2 separate regions of the Homo sapiens genome follow, and region 2 is linked to region 1. A link is an interaction called in ENCODE POLR2A ChIA-PET data of the cell type or tissue named here. Cell type or tissue: Panc1. All regions are shown on one strand.

Region 1 (2,500 bases):
GCCGCCCAAGCCGGGCCAGAAGGCAGGAGGCGGAAAACCAGCCTCCGGTGGCGGGCGAAAGCAACCGCTCTTTCTGTTCTCTCTTCGCCCTCCCTCGTGGAAACGCAGACTCGACCCTAAACGCTTAACCCACAGAGATCAACAGGTTCAAGCGGAATATTCGCGATCCTCGGTTTCTATTGGTTGCTCAAAGCCTTTTCATGCAACCAGCAGCTCGGATGTTTAATAAAATATGAATTTTTCTGCTCTGGGTTTGCACACATCCGTTGCCACTTTCCTGTCCTTCTCCTCCCTTTAAAAACAGGAGCTCTTCTAGTGTGAGCATATACAGCCACCATATATATATCCCCCTGGAACCTTTATCCTCTGCGCCCGAATCAGAGACTCCGGGTTTTAAGAAGTCAAAGCTGAGTTTAGATAGTCGAGGCTGTTTGCAGTTCTTCCCAGCGCAGGATCCAGGCCAGCATGGGTGTTAAAAATCATTTCCGGAAGAGCCGGTCTGCAGAGAAATTAATACTTGCCCTGAGCTTGGAAATCAACAATCCCAGGAACTGCGCCCGCCGGGGGTTCAGACCTGAACCTCGCCGTCAGGCGCGCTGGCGAACCTGTAGTTCGGGCCTGTAGTTGTGGACTCATGGCCGGGAGGCTGCACTGGGCACCTTGACGGTAACTCCACCACTTTACAAATTTAGGAAGACCTGGTGCTGGTTTGGAGGAAGAAGAGTCGCTAGATCTCGGCCCTGCCGGGCATTCTAGCTACGGTGATCTTAAATATTGCCGTATTTTCTAGTTCTCAGAGTTAGTTTTGTGGACATTTGTCCTTTCTTTAGGAAGGAACATTATAGTAAACATTATGGGCCAATTTAATAGCAAAGTATTTTTACTGATATTGTATTGAAATTTAAATATGAAAACACACCCTTCAAATTCTGCCAATGAGGTGGGAAGGCTTTGTCTATTACATGTCATCTACACAGTGGATGCCACTCAAAGTTTTGGGGCTTCGAGGAGATGTCCAAATTTCAAGTTGATCCATAGACTTAATAAAATCTCTATTTTTGTCCCCAAATTTCCAATTACTGATCTAAACAGGAACAGACCGTGTCATAAACAACTTAATTGCTTGCTTAAATATGTGATTCCACGCATGCCACATATTTTCTTAATTGGAAAAATATGGCAGTACACCAGTTACTGCAGGCACCAAGTGCCAAATCAATTTTATTGTTGAACTCCTTTGAATTGGTATAGAACGCTCTGCCATTGAGATAAAGACGTTTCCTAACACTGAGCTAGCACCAAAGGATTTTTGCTCTAAGAGAACCGAGTACTGGGTGATTGAAAACACTAAAGGAATTGTGTAAATATAGATCCCCACCTCCCCCGCCGCCCCCCCCCCCCGCCCCCAACACACCAAGAAACCGAAACGCCTCGCCCGGGAGAAGCAGCGTAGCCTGGACCTCAGCTTTCGTTGGCTTCCTTCTACCTTGAAAGAGAATGGGAAGTTTTGGCCCCTAAGATCCAAAGATTCAGGGGCTCTGCGGAGTTCGAGGGGTCTTGGCGGCCCCAAACACCTAGGCGACCGGAGGGTTAAGCTTTCCACCTCTGCCCCTTCTCCCTCCCGGCAAACTCTGCGCTAGAGGCTAGCTTTAGTCCCGCCGTCTGGTTCAGCACCCCCTCCTGCAGCCCGGCCCCGCGAACTTCCACGTCCGCCTGCGGGCCATCCGGGCTGCGGGCCCATCCTCCCGCTGGTGAAAAATGCATTTCGGTGGAATGGGAACATCTGGGAAGGGCGCGCACAAACCCCACACGCTTCCCCCCACGCCACCCCCACAACACACTAGGACCCCACCCATGACCGAGCATACCACCGGACCCCCACCCTTCCACTATCACTCTAGCTGACAAAGCTGGGGTCCAGGGCCCTCTCCGTGTCCCTCTCCCCTCCCCGCTGGGCCTCGGAGTCCTCTCCCGCCCGAGAGGAGTCCGGAAGGCGGGAAGGGGAACCGCTGCCGGGGGTCAGTCAGGTCGTTACCCTCCGTCAGTCGCGGGCTGCCCGGCTCCCTGCTTCTCTCGGCGGCGCCCATGTCCAGCTCCCGGACGGGAGAGCGCCCTCCTCCAGCTCCTCCGCCTGCTCCTCCTCCTCCTACACCTCCTCCGCCTCCTCCGCCGCCGCCTCCGCCTCCTCCGCCGCCGCCTCCGCCGGCCGCCCGGACTGCCGGGCTGCTGCGGTCGTCGCGGCCCGCCTCGGTGCAGCCGGTCGGCTCCTTGGCCCCGCGCAGCGGCCCGCTCTCCAGCACCTCCCGGTACGTGATCGCCTCCTTCTTCTCCTTCACTTTCTGGTCAAAAGACTTGGAGACGAACGCCGTAAGTTCTTCCATCGCCGCCGCACGTCAGCCCGGCGCTCAACCTCTGCCAGCAGAGCCCCGCTCTTTTTTTCCTTCTTCTTTTTTTACTGCTCCAGCCCCCCCAATAATAACACATCAATGGGACAGGAGGT
Region 2 (2,500 bases), 180 kb after region 1:
ATGGGCCGTAGTTTACTGATCCCTGATTTGTACTTTCGGCTCAATAGAATAAGCTAGCGCACTTTTAAATTCTCCATTGGCCTTTAAATATTACTAATAAAAATTAGGTGAAAACTACCATAAATTGAATATAGGTTATTTTTTATTTTATGCAAGCAGATATAAAACCATTTATTGTGAGAAAGTAATTCCTAGAAGAATCTTCATTTGTACTGTCACTTTATGTGAACTAGAATAAAACAAAAGTCTTTCTTATATGCAGTGGTATTTCAAGCCTCTAGGACTTCCCCCATGCCACTTCCTCTTTCCTAGATGTAAGTTGTGCTTATTGAGCTTAGATTCTATTAGGAAGGATTGCAAGTAAATAAATAAATGTAGATTATGTGGAACTATTGGGTAGCTTATGTAATCAGTGGGACTCTGGGAAACCAGGTTGTGAAAACTGACAGGAAAAGAAGACTGGTCAGCTGGTGTTACTGCCTGTGTATACCATGGTATCAGTAGAGGTAGTATGCAGGCACTGACCACCAGCGCCTCTGACATTGCTGCCACTGGACTTAAGCTCTGTTGCCACTATCACAGAGAATAATCTTTTTATTCTTGTCTTTCATTAACTCTTTATTCAAATTTCCTAGTATAATTCATGTCATCCTATATTTGGAATACTTTGGATTCAAAGCTCACCGAATTTGGAATGGTATTCAGATTCTGGGTAGCTTAAGAAGTATAACAAATACACCCAAGAAGAAGGCTGTAGCGAGCGAGCATGACAGTGGAATAAAATGAGAGAAGAATTCCTTGAGCAATTCTTGTTTTCCTTTGATTCTGTCTTATAGGTCCCTGTATTAACTTCTGAAATATTTTTCATATCACATATTTACTAATTAATTAAACTATTAGTAACTAATGATTAGGTACTAATTATATATTTGTGCGTTGGTTTTTATACCTGTCTTTAAGCTCCACATGACCTGGTATATGTTGTTCATAATTGTATCCATAATTCCTATCACAGAATCTGGCCCAGAGATAGTACTCAGTAATAGTTGTTGAATGAATAAATAATGTTTATGTGTGTGTGTGGTGGGGGGCAAATCATGATGGCTATGGTGAAAAGGAATTGAAGGGTTTTGAGCTCAAGAATGAAGTGATTCCTTTTTTTTTTTTTTTTTTTTTTTTTTTGAGACGGAGTCTTGCTCTTTTTCCCAGGCTGGAGTGCAGTGGCGTGATCTCGGCTCACTGCAACCTCTGCCTCCTGGATTCAAACAATTCTCCTGCCTCAGCCTCCTGAGTAGCTGGGACTACAGGTGCATGCCACCACGCCCTGCCAATTTTTTGTATTTTAGTAGAGACGGGGTTTCACCCTTTTGCCCAGTCTGGTTGCGAACTCCTGAGCTCAGGCAATCCACCCACCTTAGCCTCCCAAAGTGCTGGGATTACAGGCATGAGCCACCGCGCCTGGCCCAAAGTGATTCATTTTTATAAGATTAGACTGGCTGTTTTGCAACAGGTGGATGAGAGTGAAACAACGGCAGAAGTGGTTAAAATAGCTATGACAGAATTAAGAAAGACTAGGATGGAGGTCATGGCAATTGAATTAGGATGGTGGCAGTTGATATAAATATAGATAGTTTTTGTGATTACTTAAGAGGTAGAATCAATAGGACTAACTGATAGATTGTATTTGTAGGGGGAAAAAGAAGAAAGTGAAGTGGTTGATTCCCAGGTTTTTGGCTTGAGCAGAAGGATGAATGATAAGATCCTTTTCTGAAATAGGAAATACTGAAAAGGATCAGTTTTGAAGGAGGAACTCAAGAATTTAGTTTTGGATCTATTGAGCATAAGCTTTTTTTTTTTTTTAGATATCCAAATAGAGATGTCAAATAGACAACAGGGTAAATGAATCTGGAGCTTATGAATGATATACATTTTTTGCACATGTACGTATAGGTTGCTATTAATGCTGTGTGTGAGGGTGAGATGGATTAAGAAGAAATTATAGCACAAGACTAGGGCCCAGGACTGATCCTTGGGGAGCTCTTACCTTTGGTGGCTAGAGAGAAGAGCATGGAACTACAAGAGACTTGAAGAGCCATTTTTTTGAGAAAATGTAGAAAACCTGAACGATATAATATTATAGAAGACAAGTGAGGAAAGGCTATGAAGTATTGAACATTAATTCAGCATGGGCTTATCAACATGAATATGAATGTTAGACAGTATCAAATGGTTCTAAGAATTGTATAAAGAGAAAGATGATAAAGTAGACTTTGGATTTGGTAACATGGGGGAACCACTGATGACTTTAGCCAAGAGTAATTTTTGGATGTAGTGGGAGGTAGGAGAGGGGAGATAGGGTATGTGTATAGTTCTCTCTTTCAAAAAGTCGAACTGAAAGGAAGCCTATGAGTAACATGGTAGCTGAGGAAACTGGTTCCAGGCCAAAATTCTATGTGTGACCAATCAGACATACCCATTGGCAATTACAGAGTTTTGCCTG

What was found. ChIA-PET counts read pairs that join two places held together with the same protein. Peaks named below come from ENCODE experiments on the same cell type or tissue, not always from the same donor. Only the 100,000 strongest peaks of a DNase experiment are listed, where the experiment ranks them.
Region 2: POLR2A ChIA-PET joins it to region 1 with 6 read pairs; 4 of 35 experiments call an interaction of 5 or more read pairs at or near these places.

The regions. Positions count from the first base shown.
Region 1 is chr3:158,103,644-158,106,143 of GRCh38, forward strand. SHOX2 (SHOX homeobox 2) reads right to left here. Exons shown (of 5, transcript NM_001163678.2): 1 at 2,036-2,500. The coding sequence starts at 2,381. Among named protein-coding and RNA genes, the nearest start is that of SHOX2, 1.5 kb to the right of the region's middle. RefSeq lists a silencer at 2,167-2,216. In Panc1, a CTCF peak has its summit at 2,135; no DNase peak of the experiment used is centred here; H3K4me3 peaks cover 1,445 bases; H3K27ac peaks cover 780 bases.
Region 2 is chr3:158,279,483-158,281,982 of GRCh38, forward strand. The region is part of intron 4 of RSRC1 (arginine and serine rich coiled-coil 1); the gene reads left to right. Among named protein-coding and RNA genes, the nearest start is that of RSRC1, 170 kb to the left of the region's middle. In Panc1, no CTCF peak of the experiment used is centred here; no DNase peak of the experiment used is centred here.